2 separate regions of the Homo sapiens genome follow, and region 2 is linked to region 1. A link is an interaction called in ENCODE POLR2A ChIA-PET data of the cell type or tissue named here. Cell type or tissue: Panc1. All regions are shown on one strand. Each heading gives the region's core, and the rest is flanking DNA. Links, peaks and the distances in the headings are about the cores only.

The links. Peaks named below come from ENCODE experiments on the same cell type or tissue, not always from the same donor. Only the 100,000 strongest peaks of a DNase experiment are listed, where the experiment ranks them.
Region 2: POLR2A ChIA-PET joins it to region 1 with 11 read pairs; 2 of 35 experiments call an interaction of 5 or more read pairs at or near these places.

What each region holds. Positions count from the first base shown.
Region 1 is chr7:156,220,536-156,229,271 of GRCh38, forward strand. It overlaps LOC124901791 (a long non-coding RNA gene), which reads left to right and starts at 2,936. Exons shown (of 4, transcript XR_007060617.1): 1 at 2,936-3,017. In Panc1, for the core only: no CTCF peak of the experiment used is centred there; no DNase peak of the experiment used is centred there.
Region 2 is chr7:156,298,698-156,307,433 of GRCh38, forward strand. No RefSeq gene overlaps it. Among named protein-coding and RNA genes, the nearest start is that of LINC00244, 240 kb to the right of the region's middle. In Panc1, for the core only: no CTCF peak of the experiment used is centred there; no DNase peak of the experiment used is centred there.

The DNA of each region.
Region 1 (8,736 bases), core at 545-8,544:
GTCCCCAGCTCTCATCTTCTTACTTGAGCACTCCCTTCCCCGCCTCCTCTTATCTCCCTGCTCTTCTCACAGAGACCCTCTTCCCTGCTCCTCTCAAACACCCAAATGCCAAGAGGATGTTGGGGTGCAGGGCTCACGGTAACAAGGCAGAGGCATCAGGCTTTTCTCCACCCTGTACCGCAGGCCCCAGCTGCTCCAGCTCCAGCATGAGCTTCATGGACGTTACCACGACAGTAACAATATTAGGATCAGTGACGCTTCCCTGGGAGCCACACGTTAACATTTTCATATACTGGGGCTATTAGCTGCAAAGAATGGGACAGAATTGAGACACATTCATTTCTGTGATGCCTTCCATTAATCACTCTTAACAGCCAAAGACTGTCAAAACAGACAGGTGATATGCACTGTGAGAACCCACTCGTCAGCTCAGAGCTTTGACATTTTAATCTCCGTCATCTCAACTGCTGGAGAAACGAGGCCGAGATAACCTGGAATTCATAGACACACATGCACACACAGCATAGATGACACCACACACACTGTGTGTGTAATGATGCGTGTGCACAGATGGCTGTGTGGTATGTGCATAGAACAAATACACAGCACACACAACATATACGCACCCATGGTATACAAAGCAACCATGCTTATAAAACAATTCTGAAGGTTAGAATGGGGAGAAGACACTGCTAGGAAGAATAGGGTTGGGGCCACGGCCACACTGACCACTTCTACTCCCCGGGGACTGGCCTGTGGCCTGCGAAAATACATGCCTTTTTTTGTACATTTCAGAGCCATGTAATCTCTCACAGCTCTTAGCTGTTAGCACACACATGCTTTTAAAATGAGAGACTTTTAGGGCTCAGAGAAGAATAAGATGCAAGGGAGTTCCAGCACAGGCAGAAGGCAGCTGAGTTCATGGAAGCAAGGATTTGACTCGTAGGGTTCTTATCAACTGGGTCTCTGCACTGGACACAAATCCCATGGTTTAGGCATCCTCTAAACAACTTTGAAATGCGGGGCCCTCCCTGCTGAGATCGTCCTGCTAAAGGAAACACCTGGATTGATCATGTTCCCCTCTTTAATGTTGGTATTGACTTTGGCCTAAAAATGACAGGTTTCAAGACTGTCATTAGTCTAAATTACAAACAGATTATATGTTGATATAATAAATGTTTTACCTTTAATTTTTGTTTTAGTATCTTCTTATAAATGGGTATCAAACTATGCTGAACCTATTTATTAAGGCTTTCCTCTGAAAGATGATTTGGTTGCAAAAGAAAACCTTTCTTTATCAGAGGCTGCAGTAAGGTTCCTGTTCTGCTGGAGTGGGCTTCGGGCTCTGGACGGGGCAGCCGCTTGTGCACACTGTGTACAGCCCACCATGCTGCCTCTGCTCCTGTTATCTGTTGCTCCACAAACATTACTTCTTTTTCCCTGCCTGTAAAAACCTCCTCATCTTAAAAAAAGCCTGGCATTTTGGCACAATTTTATCCCACCCTATCCCCGGATTCATATGCTGGAGTCCTGAATCCCAGTACCACAGAATGTGACTGTACCTGGAGATGAGGACGTTAAAAAGGTTATTAAGGTGAAATGAGCTCATTAGGGTGGCCTCAATCCAATATGACTGGTGTCCTTCTAAGAAGAGGAGATGAGAACAGAGACACATTAGAGAGGACACCAGGAGAAGACGGCCATCTGCCGGCCCAGGAGAGCGGCCTCAGGAGAAACCAACCCTGCTGACACCCTGATCTGGGACTTTTGGCCTCCAGGATGGTGAGAGAAGGAATTTCAGTTGTCCAAGTCCTGCAATCTGCAGGACTTGATTGCGGCAGTCCTGGCAGGCTTGTGCACCTGGCTGGGGACACTGGCCCTGTGCTAGTTCCAGAGAAGAGCCTGCCCCAGGCATAATAATGAATAGCACCTTCCCATTACATAGGATTTCCTCCATTTCTAAAATCTGCTTGAGGGCAGAGACTTCTTTTCTCTGGCCACAAAGCTTCATGCCTTGCACATAACTAGTGCTCAAGACACTCTGGGTGACTGGGGATAACTAGACTCAGATCTCACTTCCATTTGAAGACCAGCTTCCCCTCCCCTTCCCCTGGACCCACACCATGGGTGCTGCCTAGAAGCTACCTGGCAGCCCCTATGATCAGGCCTCATCCTGAATTGCAGTAGGCCAAGCTGTGATTAGTGAACATGGAGGAAAAGCACAACGGGTTTTTGCAGAAGCTGCTCTGTGCACGGCTTTCCTCTGCTTGTAGAAAGGGTCAAATGCTCAGGACCTGGGGGGCTTGAGGCAAGAGGAAAGGCAGATTCCTTTCCAGCTTCCAACGTAGTGGATGGTGCTGAGGCCAAATCATTCACTCCTCCTACGAGAAGGCAACAATGACCAAGCGAACCCACAGGACACAGGCTGTGCAGGAAGCACGAGAGGCCCAATGGTGCGGACAGGTTTAACTGCAGGGAAGGGCATTTCAGTTTATTGTAGTAACATGACTCCTGTAAGGCGGAATTAAGATTCTGAGCAAAAACTCAGCAGAAGCTGCATGAAAAATGTCATCACAACTTAAGTCTGCAAATCAGCAACTCCGCTGATCAACCACAAAGTAATAAGGAGTAACAGCCTAGGAAGTTATGTTATTGAACCAGTGGGCAAACGTCTATCTGAGTGTAATGCGTTGATTTGTCACACTTGTGTGAAACCTTTACTGTTTCTTGACTTCCATGTACTAAAAGTCCCCATTTAGGACAATAGCTATGAGTAAAAAAATAGGCTGTTCTCCAGAAGAATCATATGCAGACACCTTTGCTTCTGATTCTTGGTGCATTTGTCTTTCATTGTAACAGTGATACATTCAATTGTGTCACAATTGCCCTTTAATTTGGAGCAACACCAACTGTAGCCAGCTACTCACAGGAGGGGCTGCACCACCCTGGGGCGTTTTCAGGAACATTGGCTCACCCTCTATCAGTGTCAGTGATAATGCTGGGATAAAACACCACAGGTTGGTAACAACCATCTTCTTTCGTATTCTCACTTGCTCTTCTCTTTTCTCTTCTTCTCCTCTCCTCCCCATCTCCTTCTCTGTCTCTGCATCTCTCTCTGTTTTTCTCTTTATCTCTGTCTCTGCGTCTTTGCCTTTTTCTCTCTCTGACTCTGTCTCTTTCTGTCTCTGCTCTCTCTGTCTCTATGCCTTTCTATGTCTGCCTCTTTCTGTCTTTGTCTCTGATTCTGTCTCTCCATCTCTATCTCTCTCTACCTCTTCCATCTCTCTCTATCTCTGAATCTCTCTCTCTCTCTCTCACTGTCTGATACACACACACGCACACACATACACAATTGTTTCCACTGGTTGAGAAGTAGGCTAAGCTTTTCACAGTTGAAGGCTCAATCCCAAAGTCTAAAGCGAAGCCATTATCAGTGAAAAGTTTGCTCAAGGATTTTCTGGTTTGTGGGGAACCAGGCAATTCCCTGGCAAGCCCCGCATTCTGGCCTCTGCTTGCTGGTGTGTACCGCGGCAACAATGCATCCCCCTCCCACTGGGCTGTTAGTGGAGCAGTGACAACGTCAGCCTGGAGCCCCAGAGGCCTCGCAGGCTTTCCCAGGGGAGACCAGCCCATGGAGCCACACAGTGGTGCTCAACCTGGGTGCAGCAGGGGTAAGATGCCAGGGGCTTCAGAAGCAGGAGGTTCCCAGCCTTTTGGAAGATTAGGACACAGACTCTCTAGCTGGCATGAACACTCAGGCAGCTCTCTAGCCAATGATTTCCACTGGCAAATGAGCAGGTTTCCATGGAAAGTCATTAATTATCTCCTATTTAATCATCCACTTTAAGAGTTTCTGTGGGTTGTGTAATTAAAGACACAGTACTTTATGGGGATTACTGGGGTACATAAAATCCCCAGCCCTGTGCCAAGGCTGTAGCGTTTGTCTCAAACACTGAGAATCTGTTCTGATGGTGACGAGGCATTCCTAGGCTTGCTTTGAGGCAGTGGGGCTGCTGGACTCACACTTCCTTAGCTTCTTGCTGCCTCCCAACCCACTCCCAGACTGAGGGAGGCAGGAAGGAAAAGCCCAGACTGTCTTTTGTCATGAAAGGGTTCCAAGGAATCGAGGAGCAGGCTGCCCTGCCTTGCCAGGACCAGATGAAAACTGCTAAAGAACAAGAAACTGGGGTGAAACGCAGGCAGACCTTGCTGTGGCAGGCATCTTTCCAAGATGGTCTTCAGTAACCCAAGCTCCCTTCTCTTCACTTCTCTGTGATATCCCCTTATTTTAAGTGTGATCTGCATCTAATGACTTGCCTTTAACAAGGAAAATAAGACAAAATTGATGAGATGTCACTTCTGTGATGAGGTGACAAAAGACTGTCACTTCCATCTCTGTGGCACTCTCTCTCTTGACTTCTTGTCCAGCATGCTTTCATGAAGCAAGCCGCCATGTTGGAGCAGCCCTCCTGGAAAAGAGCTGAGGATGGCCTCTGGCCAACAGCCAGTGAGAAACTGAATTCTGCCAACAGCCATGTGAGTGAGCTTGGATGCAGATCCTTCCCCAGTCAAGTCTCAGATGAGACCACAGCCCTGGATGACACCTTGTCTACAGACTTGTGAGACCCAGAAACAGAGGACCTGGTTGAGCCATGCCTGACTCCTGATCCATAAAAACTATGAGATAACAAATGTTGTTCTTTCAGGCCACTAAGTTTGTGGTAATTTGTTACGTAGTTATAGATTACTAATCCACTCCAACTAACTAAATAGAGGTTATGACTGTAATGAATCTTTATATTTTCAACACAATTATTTTTCAGAAGGAGAAATTACAGGCATAATAGTTATGTGTTCAGTAACTAATGTTGAGCTCCATTTTTAATAAGTTGGCAAAGGGGAGAATGGCCAAGTTGAAACCAAGGCATTTCTCTTTCCTTCATACTTTCAATAGGTTATGCAACCTTGTGCGGTAGCAAAATCCTATTGAATATTCAGTTTATGAGCCATTCATTTCTTGGAATCCTCCTGTTTTACCTGGTACTTGCAAATAGGTACTTCTTGTCCTATTTTACCATCAGAGTCAAAGAAAGGAGAAGCTCAGCTCAAACTTCCTGTATCTATATAGAAATTCTGATAGGCTTAGCTACTCATTTGTAATATTAGGAAAACATTGGTGAGACACATGGCAAAGGTAGCTGGTACATCCTTAGAAATTAGAAGATGTAGCCAGACCATAGAACAAGAGAAAAAGAGAGGAGGTGAAGGGTACCAAAGAAAATCAGACCACTTCATGAACTTACTGAGCACTGGTCCTGCCTGCAATCTTTGAGAAGTGACCCTTCCCTTTTTTTAACCCTGGAGTTTCACTGCCAGGGCTTGTGTGGCCCAGCTGAATGACAAGGTGCACCAGCTTGGAAGAGGAGGAAGAGAAGGTGGTAAGAGCCTGACACAGCCATTCATTTCCTCATCTACGTACCACAAAACTTCAGGCTCCATAGGAATATGTCTCAGAAGTCAGCTTAAAAATAATAATAACAAGCCTTCTGCATACTCATTTTCAAGGGCTCATACTGAAGCAACTCCAAGTGCCAGTCATCTCTACATAGTTGTCTAAACAGAGCCATCTTTCAAGGCTGACCAACAACAGAAATGTGTGCCACAGAATATAAATCATAGAAGGCAACTGTAAAACATGCACAATTTCACAATGTACCTGGCATTTTTTAGTATAGTGCCTTCTTTTCTTTTCTAGTTTTTTTGCTTTGTCTCTTTTTAAAACCATGACCAATGTTTTCTTTCTTCAACTACCCTTCAAAGCTCTGGAAAAGAACAGGCCACTGTGAGGTGAACATGGCACAGAATTCCAAGGGTATGACACATGTGATTGCTTTTTTGGTTTCTATCTGAAAGGATTGTCAGTGGAGGTTTGCTGTTTCTGTGAGTGTCATGGGATATTCTTCAGACACTCATTCTGTTTTCTGAGTATAAATTCCGTGAGTATATATAAGTCACCACAGAAGAAACTCCATTGGGCCCTTGTTGGAGCGCCATGTGAGATTACGAAGCACCACATTACAAACCCATTGTGATTAAGCAGCTTCTCTCAGCACAGGGCTCAGGTCATCGCCAGCCACTGAAAACCAAAGTTCAAGCTGTTCCATGCCACAACTCAGGATCTCCTTGTGAAGCGTGATGTTCTTCTTACAAATGGCAGTATAGAGGGGGACTGAATCAGAAGACAGAACTCACTTAAGAGACAGTACTACCGCAGAATTAGAAATAGAAGAGCAGACAGGGTTACAGGAGCCAGAGATGGTGCCAGGATCATGCCCAAAAAAGTGAGCAGCAGCCCTTAAAAAATTGCTCTACTGAGCCAGCAGAAGAATGAGGGTAGGAGTGTCCCAGGCAAGTGCCAGAGGGGTCAGGGATGGGGGCATCAGCTAGTGACCTCTTGGTTCATCAGGCCTAATAGAGAAGAAAGAATAAGACAGAAGCTAATTCCGGACTTGATAAACCAGGTGGACTTGACCTTTGGTTCCCATCGCCTCTCAGGATTGGAGGAAAGAGGACAGTGCTCAAGGCAGCCTGAGGTGTTTAGAGGAACTCTCTCCATGAACTTTCATTGCCCTTATTAAAGGACTTCAGATGAAGCATTTAGGAAAAATACCTCTCAGGAGACTTGGCATTTTCCATCTTGAGTAGAAGAGGTGAAAATATCTCTTGTGAGTTTTCAAAACTAAAAGCAGTCCCCATGCAAGTTTGTCTTTCAAATTTGTATTATCCAGTGGTCCATAAAATCTCAAGCCAACATTTTTGTTCTTGGTGAATTGGGCTTAGTAGTAACCCAGGCATTTGAAGAAGCAAATGAAAATCCTCTCCACAAGAACTTAACTTCAAACCAGGCCTCAGAAAATCCCCATAGATAAAATTCCAATAAATGTGAGCTCAGACTCAAAAACAAAAAGTGCACAAGAAAGCAAGACACCATGAAGAAAAGGCAGCAGAAATGATGCACATGCAATCAAATCTGCACAGACTTTAATCACAGAAATATCAGACCCATGTTTGCTTCATTTTGTATGAATGGGTTGGACCCAATTGTGGTGTTAGAAATGATTACAAGTGGTTAAGTTCTGGGTATACTTTGCAGGTAGAGTTGACAAGAATTGCAGACAGATTGGATGTGAGATATGAAAGACTGAAGTTGTGGATGAGTCTGAGTTTGGACCTGAATAGTTGAAGGAATAGATTTGCATTGTTCCAATAGCTGTGGTCCATCACTGCCACTTCCAGGACCCTTTGACCAATGGCAGTCCCAGGGCAACACCTTATTTTCCAGGAACAGCCCAGGAGTGGTCACTGTTTCAAGAACTGCATTCTTCCAGTGGTTTGGGTTCACTTTCCAAGTAGGAAAGACATCAAAAGGAGGAGGGCAGGGAAGGGATAGAGATCAGCCCTCTGATCTACCAAGTTTGCAATGTCCAAAAACAAACAAATGATGAGGTAAGGCATTCAGATAATGTAACTCTAGACTTCAGGGTAGACATATGGGCTCAACGTGTGATTCTGCATAATTTTTAGCATATAGTATTATAATATAGCTCCCAGGTCAAATGAAATCACTAAGAGAATGAAGGTACACAGAGAAGAGAAATGGACCAAAGGAAGCCCCAGGACAAGAAAATTTTAGGGGCCAAAAGATGAACCATCAAAGGAAATTGAGAAGGAAGAACCAGTGAAGTAGGTTGAGAACAAAGAGAGATGGATATCCTGGAGGCCACCTGGACGTGTCTTTTAAGAAGGAGGCTGTGAGCATCTTAGTGAAAGCCACTGATAAGTGGAGTCAGGTGAGAACTGAGAATCTACCCCCGGACTTGACAATTTCCAGACCTTTGGTGGCTTGAGGAGGAGAAATTTCCATGGAATGGTGGAAGGCTAAATGGCTGGTTGGAGTGAGCTAAAAAGAAAATGGGAGAAGAGGAAGGTCAGACAAGGATAGAAAAGCATTTTGTAGAGTTTTGCTATAAGTGAGGCGGGGGAAGGAAGTGGCACATGAAGTTAGTGGTTACGAACACAAAGTAAGACCCCCGTCAGAATGGATCAGGAGCTGGAGGCATTCCAGAAATGAGCAGAACACAAAATCACCACAGACCAGAAGTCATATCAGAAACAGCACAAAGGAGATGAGACACATCTGTGAACACAGTGACAGACATGGAGAAGTGAAAATGAAATAGAACTACTGCATAAAGAGAAAAAGACAGGGACAGAATGTTAGATTTGAAAGCTAGACAAAAGAAATCTCTTGACATACATACATTAACATCCCTGAGGAGAACTAAAATAACAGGGCATAAAAATATTTCAAGATATAATTCAAAAAAACTTTCCAGAAATAAAAACAAATCTATAAGCATAAAGAACACACCAAAGCAAAACACACAACAAAATAATATAACAGACTATGAAACAAAAGAACCAATAAATATCCAAAGCCTGACATATGTCTTGGGCTGCAGTAACAAAATACCTGAGACCGGGCAATTTATAAACAACATGACTTCATTGCTCACTGTTCTGGAGGCTGGGAGGTCCAAAATCAAGGTGCCAGAAGATTAGGTGTCTGGTGAGAGCCTATTCCTCATAGATGGCACCTTCTATGTGCCATCACGTGGCAGAAGCTCAAGAGGAATAAATAAGCTCGTTCTCTAAAAGGGCACTAATCCCATTCAT
Region 2 (8,736 bases), core at 474-8,473, 78 kb after region 1:
GGGTTATGTGTGATGGAATGAGAGAGGGTAGAATTGGGAGTTATTGTTTATTGGGTACAGAGTTTCCATTCGAGATTATTAGAAAAATTCTGAAAATTGATAGTGGTAGTGGTTACACATCATTATGAACATACTTAATGCCACTAAACTGTACACTTCAATGGTAAAAGTGATTAATTTTATGTCATGTATATGACAATAAAAAACAAAAAATACATATAAAGACTTTAACCATTCCCAAGTAAAAGGCAGAGATTGTCTGACTGAAAGAAAATAAGAAAGACCAAATGTATCTTACTTATAACGAACCTACTTTTATTTAAAAAAAAAAGACATCTCCCATGCTATTGCTAATCAAAATAAAGCTATCAGACAAAATAGATTTCAGAGCAAAGACTATTATAAGGTCTACTAGCTTTCTATTGCTATGTAACAGTATCGCCACACACTTAGCATCACACTTTTGCTGTCTCACAATTTCTGCAGGTCGGGGTCCAGCATGCCTCGCTGGGTGTCTGGTCATGAGGACTTCCCAAGCATGGCTTCCTGCCTCCACAGTCAGAAAGGAAGTGCAAGAGAGATGCAAGCAAGAGGGGCACTTTAATTATGAAACAAAATTACGTATTATTTACTTATAATTATGCACATGTGGTCACCTTTGCTGTAGTCTTTTGGTTAGAACCAAGTCACAGGTACTGCCCCCGTCATGGCAACGTCACACAGGGCATGAACTCCAGGAGGCAGAAACCATGGGGACTCTGTAAAACAATGCCCGTTATACAGAGATAAACATGGCCATTTCCAAATAATAAAAGAAGAATTCATTAAGAGGACACAGAAATTTTAAGTGTTTATGGATGTATTAACAGAACCTCAAAAGACATAAAGCAAAATCTAATAGAAAAAGGAGATACAGAAAACCCATACTTATAGATCCAAATGTCAACACCCCTCTCTCGAGAATTCAAGTAAGCAGAAAGTCGGTAAGATATAAAAGATTTCAACAACACTATCAACCAACATGACTTAATGGATCTCTATTGAAAACTCCATCTAAAAACAGCAAAATACACATTGTTTTCAAGAGTACTTGGAACATTTTCCAAGACAAACTACATTATGGGCTATAAAACAAGTCTAAATAACTATAAAAGCATTCAAGTCATACCACAATGTTCTCTGATAACAATAAAATGAAATTAGAAATTAATAACAAAGATATTTGGAAAATCTTAAAATATTTAGGAACTAAATAACATCTCTAAAAAAATTTTTTTTAAAAACTTATCTTCAGCAAAGAGAGCAAAAGAGGAATTAGAAAATATTTTGAACTGAAAAAAAATAAAAATTCAACATGTTGGCCAGGTGTGGTGGCTCATGCTTCTAATCCCAGTGCATTGAGAGGCCAAGTCAAGAGAATAGCTTGAAGCCAGGAGTTCAAGACCAGCCTGGGCAACATAGTGAGACCCTGTCTCTACAAAAAAATTTAAAATTAGCCAATGTGGTAGCATGCACCTGTAGTCCCAGCTACTCAGGAGGCCGAAGTAGGAGGATCGCTTGAGTAGGCTTGAGACTGAGGCAAGATGATTGCTTGAGCAAGTCAAGGCTGCAATGAGCTATCATCACACCATTACACTCCAGCCTGGGCGATAGGGAAAGATGCTGTCTCTAAAATGCACACACACACAATTCAATATGTTAAAAAAAAGTATGGGATGCCACTGAAGCAGTACTTATAGGGAAATTTATAGCACAAAATATCTATACTCAAAAATAGACAGGTCTCAAGTCAATGATCTTAGCTTCTTAAGAAACTAGAGAAAAAAAGAGCCAACAGAAACCGAAATAATAATAATAAAAATCAAAGTGGAAAATAATACAAGTAGAAAATAGAAATATAATAGAGAAAATCAATGAAACCAAAAATGATACCTTGAGAAAATTAGTAACATCAGTAACTTATAAAAGACTGATTTTTAGAAGTGAGAGAGGAGGAAGATGCAAATCACCAATATCAGGAATGAGAAATGTGACATCATTAGAGATCCTACAGATATGAAAAGTACAATAAGAGAATATCATAAATAACTTTGCACCAAGAAATTGGACAACTTAGATGAAATGGTAAATTTCTTGAAGGACACTATCAGATTTTACTAAATAAGAAACAGGTAAATTGAATACCCCAAAATTTATCAAAGAAATTCAATTCATAGTTGAAAAACTTTTCACAATGAAACCTTCAGGCCCAGAAGGCTTCACATCTGAGTTCCTCAAATATCTAAGGAAAACCAATAACAGCTCTATACAAACTCTTCCAGGAAATTGAAGAGAAGGACATACTTCTTAACTCATTCAATTCAGTCATCATTATTCTCACACTACAATCAAAGACATAACATTTAAAAACTCACAGTCAATATCCCTCATGAACATAATAATCAAGTGGAATTTATCTCAGGAAGGCAAAGTTGTTTTGGCACTCAAAATCAATCCATGTAATTCAACTTATTAACACACTAAACACCAAACCATACGATAGTCTTGCAGAAAAGGCATTTGGCAAAATCCAACATCCATTCATAATTTTTAAAAATCTCATCAAACTAGGAAAAAGAATCTCCTCGGCCTGATAAAAGACATTTATGAAAATGATAAAGCTGACCCATACCTAATGGTAAGAGACTGAGTGATTTCCATCTAAATTCAGAAACAAGACAAGGATGTCTGCTCTCATCCCTCTATTCAACATTGCATTTGAGGTTCTAGCCAGTGCAATAAGAAAAAAAAAAGAAAGAAAGAAAAGAAAAAAATAAATTAACATCCTGTTGGAAAATTGGGAGTTAAGTAGCATTTCTTATGAGATGACATGACCATCTATCTAGGAAATCCTGTGGAATCTATAAAGATACTACTGGAAGTGAATTGAGTGAGATTGCAGAATATGAGACGGATATTGTTTTGGAGTGAATTGCGTCAGCCTAAAATGTATATGTTGAAGTCCTAATCTCAGTACCTCAGAACGTAACCATATATAAAAATAAAAACTTTAATGAGATAATTAAGCTAAAATAAGAAAGAGCTCAGAAGAAATCAACCCTGAGGTCATCTTAATCTTGGATTTCTCCAGAACTGGGAGGTGAGAAAATAAACGTCTAATGTTTAAGCCACTCAGCCTGTGTGGTATTTTGTTATAGAAGCCTTAGCAAGCTAATACAACATACATAAAGCATTTGTATTTCTCTATTCCAACAACAAACAATCAGAATTTGAAGTTAAAAACGTAAGACCACCTACCATAGATCAAAATATAAAGTGAAATTCTTAGAAATAAATTTGAGAAATGTGTAAAAACTGTACCTTGAGAACCACAAAACATGCAGAGAAAAAAAATAGCAGAATTAAATAGACAGCTACAAGATGTTCATGGATCAGAACACTTAGTATTGTTGAGATAATGGTTCTCCCCAAAGTGATCTACAGACTCAATGTACTCCCAATCAAAAGCCTAGCTGGCTTTCTTTTTTTGAAGAAATTTAAAAAGCTGATTCTCCAACTCACATGGAATACAAAGGATCTCAAATAGCCAAACAACTCTGTAAAAGCACAATTTGTAAACATATGTACTGATAAATTAGGTTTCTTCAACATTTAAAACTTGTTCTTCAGAAGACACTGTTAGGAGAATGCAAATATAAGCCACAGGCTGGAAAAAAATTGAAAATAATATCTGATTTTAAAAAAAAGTATCCAGAACTTTCAAAACTCAATAATAACAGAACAATCTAATAAAAAGTATGAATGAACACTTCATCAAAGTGATAGACAGGTGGCAGATAAGCACCTGAAAAAGATCCTCAACATCATTAGTCATTATAAACATGCAAATTTAAACCATAATGCGATTAGACACCTATAAGAATGGCCCGTGTGAAACTGAGACATTGGTCATACCAAGCACTGGCAATGACACAATGCCCTTGGAACTCTCCCACCTTCTGTTTAGAATATGAAATTAAGGGCCGGGTGCAGTGGCTCATGCCTGTAATCCCAGCATTTTGGGAGGCCGAAACGGGCAGATCGCAAGGTCAGGAGATCGAGACCATCCTGGCTAACACGGTGAAACCCCATCTCTACTAAAAATACAAAAAATTAGCTGGGCATGGTGGTGGGCGCCTGTAGGCCCAGCTACTCGGGAGGCTGAGGTAGGAGAATGGCTTGAACCCGGGAGGCAGAGCTTGCAGTGAGCTGAGATCACACCGCTGCACTCCAGTCTGGGCGACTGAGTGAGACTGTCTCAAAAAAAAAAAAAAAAAAAAAGAATATGAAATTAAGACCTCATTTTAACTTTATTACGGTACTTTTAGAAACAGGCAGTTTCTTTAAAAAGTTAAACATGCACCCATTTTACAACCCATTTTATGACCCAGCCATTCCATTCGTAAGTATTCCCCAAGAGAATTGAAAGCATATGTCCACACAAAGAATTATCCATGATAGCTTACAGCATCTTTATTTGTAATAGCCACAACTGTAAACAGCCCAAATGCCCACCAACAGGTGACTGGAATAACAAATTGTGCTATATTATAATAATACAGTAGAATCCTACTAGCAATAGAAGAATGAATTGTTGATATGTATAGTAATATCTCAAAATAATTATGCTGTGCAAAGAAGTCAGAAAAAGTGAATGTATACACCTTATATTTCCATTTACATAAATGTCTAGAAATTGTAAATGAATCTCTAGTGACAGGAAGCTGATCAGGATGGTCGGGGTAAGAGCAGGGACCAGGCCTTACAGAGCAGCATAAAGAAGGTTCGGGGGCTGTGTCCATTGTCTTCATTGTGATGACGGCTTCACAGGTATATACAGATGTTACATTTGTCAACTTGTACACTTTTTTTTTTTTTTGAGACAGAGTCTTGCTCTGTCACCCAGGCTGGAGTGCAGTGGTGCGATCTCAACTCACTGCAACCTCTGCCTCCCAGGTTCAAGCGATTCTCCTGCCTCAGCATCCCAAGTAGCTGGGATTACAAGTGCTTGCCACCACGCTCGGCTAATTTTTGTATTTTTTTTAGTAGAGATGGGGTTTCACCATGTTGGTCCCTGTCTGGAACTCCAGGCATGAAGTGATCCACCCACCTTGGCCTCCCAAAGTGCTAGGATTACAGGTGTGAGTCACCATGCCCAGCAAATTGTACACTTTTAAGGGGTGGAGTTTATTGTGTGTATCAATCTTATAACCCAAGGATACTGTTAAAAAATTGTGATAGTATATTTTTCCAATTTTGATATCTACAACAACAAATTGTCATCAACAGGTCATTCAAACTGGCGGTGGCATCTTTTTGACGCATCCCCACCATGCTTCGAGCACTTCCTATTGCAGGCTCATCTCATTCCCTGGCCCAGCCCAGCCCTTAAATCAACCTTTTCTCCAAAGAATGCTCTGTCCTTTCATTGCAGAATGGGATTCAGAAACCAAAGCCTGGGCACGTGGCATGCTCATTGCTTTAGGGTGTCTGAGCTTCCAGGTCCTCTTAGCAAAGCCAGGAATCTACGTAAGAAACACAAACACAGGAACACTCACCTGTATCTGCTCCCCCAGCAAGCTGGTGACCTACCTAAGTATATTAAAACTATGAGTTCATACTAATACCTCCAATTCCAGTTCAACATGCAGGGTTTATACACAATTTCTGAAAGAAAATGCTCACCTTTGAGCCATTCTATTAAATGAAAGAACAGCATCAAGAAGGTGGCTTAAGCCCACAAAACCAAGGGCACATAAAAAATAAAGGGCTGGCTTGCAGGCCTATGGACCAGGGCACCCCCACCGAGACCAATTCTGCCGTTCTCGCTCTGTATCTGCAGACATCCCTTCCGGATTTTCTTCCTAATTCCACATATGCAATGCTTTCGAGGCCTACGATATGGAAGAGTCTTTGCTGGCCATTGAAGTTTAAAGAGGTGATTAAGGAGACCAGACTTCATCCTTAAGAAACCTACCAAATAGGGGGAATAGGAGACACATATACTACACACACACACACACACACGCACACACACACAGGCACACCCCTCTAAAATAAAGCAGTGTATGCTAAGAACCAGGGAGGAAGGTGTTGACTTTGTGGCTCAAGGTGGCACTGAATGAGATGATTTCTGCAAATCATTTGGTGCAGTGCCTAACGCAGGGTAAGCACTCAATAAACAATACCTGTTTTGTGGTAAGAAGTGGAAAACCCAGCCCAGTCGCCTCTAGAGCGTCTCATCTCACAATGAAGATTGCAAGATCAAATCCACCAGAGAGGCTGGGGAGCCTTGGCGTTCTCTCCAAGCTCACAAGACTAAAAAGGCAAAATAAATTTCACGCAATCAAGTGTAATCAGCAGCTCTTCTTGTGAAATCCAGGGTCTCGCATCTTCCTCCTGGCAGGTTCTCTTCTGACTCATCTCTTCCCTTTCCCTGGAATCCAAGGTCCCCCATCCCCGCCTTGGAGTCCCTGCCGTGTGTCCCACCAAGTGATGGTTTCAGGGCCCCTCGAAGCAAGAATGCATCCTCTCCTGCTTTTTCCTGTCCAGGTTAGAGGAGGAAAGTGAGTATATTCAGTCTGGAACCTGAGCACCTGTCCTTTGTATTAAATACCTACGCCAGGCCAAAGTTCTGATTCCTGGCTCAGAGCAGGTTTGGATGGGAGAGAGAGGGAAACGGTACAAGGGCAGGGAGGTGGAGGGGCCTCAGGACCGGGTGCAGCAGGAAAGCAAGACGAATGGAAAAGCACTTACTAATCATCCCGTGAATAAATGAACACAAGGAGCCAGGAATAAATGCAGGCATGCATCCGCGAAAGAATGTGTAACCCACACGTCACGGTTCTTACCCCACCTGCTAAACCTGAATCCCTTCCAAGATGTCTCTGACTTGCCTGGATGTCTCTGTCATATTTGCAGGTGTTGCCTCCAATGGCTTCTGGGACCTATTCCTGCTCGGGACATGGTCCTGCTGGGCCCCACTGTCCCCTCCCCACCCCAGGGACTGTGACAGCCAGCACAGTGCTGCAGGGTGCATGCTCTGCCCAGAGCCACAGAGCGCATCTCTCGTCCTCTCAGCATTTCCACCACCACCCACATCCTGCTGCAAGCTTGGGGTCTGGGGCCTCCAGCATCTCCAGCGTCCCACAGCCTTTTTACAATGGAGTTATTGCATTTCTGTCCACAGCTCATGATAACGAGGGGAGCTGAGTCTGATGCAGCTGCTGAGGGAAGTCCTCCTGATGGTCCCTGACTTAGGATGGCTCCACTAACAATTTTTTCATTTTTCAACCTTACAATGGGGTGAAAGCAATAGCAATTCAGTAGACACCATCATTCCAGTTTTGCATGGTGATCTTTTCCTGGGCTACGGATATGCAGTATCATACTCTTACTATAAAAAAGGACTTGTGTTAGCTGCTTTTTCCCCACTGTAGGCTAATGTAAGTGCCTGAGCACACTTGTGCTGAGCTATGGTGTCCTGTAAGTTAGGTGTATTAAATGCAGTTTCGACTTTTGGTATTTTCAGTGCAATTGGCATATTGGGATGGGGCCCCACTGTAAGCTGGGGGGCATCTGTAAAACTGAATGCTGCAGAGAAAACAATAGGATGACAGTGTGAGATCATGACTGTGCCCACAGTTCCTGGTGGGAATCAGGACAAGGACATGAACAGGGAAGGGAACCACATGAAGCAACACAGGATCCCACAGTCACAGTCCCTGGTGGGAATCAGGACAAGGACATGAACAGGGAAGGGAACCGCATGAAGCAACACAGGATCCCACAGTCACAGTCCCTGGTGGGAATCAGGACAAGGACATGAACAGGGAAGTGAACCACATGAAGCAACACAGGATCCCATAGTCCGTTCTGCAGCCCATCCCTCCAGGGTCAGAGAGGAGGGCTTGTCACAATAATAGCCTGGACAGAGAGCTGGGAAACCAGATTCAAATCCTAGTTTTGCCTCCAGCTCATCAGCAAAATAAGAAAAAAATCATCAAACCGCATTTGAATTTTCACAAAATCGACAGTGCTTCTAACCAGCAAAACAATAGCAAAGCCATATTATCTGTGATTTGCAGCAATTTATTGAGTTAGTTCGTTAGTTACTTATTCATTCGTTACAGACGGCTTTGAGAATCTGATGAAAGCTCTAAGCCCACTCTCCAGACAAACGCCTGCGTGGACAGTCCCATGACATTTTGCATCCAATTGCTGGTTAAGCGTTAAGGGTCCCTAATATACATTCATTTAGAACTTTCCATTGTTCAAAGTGCTTTCATGCCTGTTATTTTATCCTACCCTTTTCTTGAGATCGAATAAACATATTCAGTAATGAGCACATTTGTGCTGAGCTATGGTGTCCTGTAAGTCCTAAAACCCTATCCTGATTCAGGTGTCTAAACTGTAACAAAGCACATACTGCTACCAACCGCAAGATTCTGAGGCCTAGGAAATCGTGGATTACCTGAAAATGTCCTCTTGTATTTCATAATCCAAACTCCAGGGCTGAAGGAAGAAAACATAGAAGACAGGGTAGGGAGAAGTTTTGATGTGGTTCTTCATCTCAAAACTACTAACAGTAGAAGGTTTTGAAAACAATAGAGCCCTCCCCAGACCCCGTCCAGTAGCGTTGACCACCCATAACCAGCAGGTGGAATCCGCTGAACTTCAGAAGAGAGGCTGGCCTCT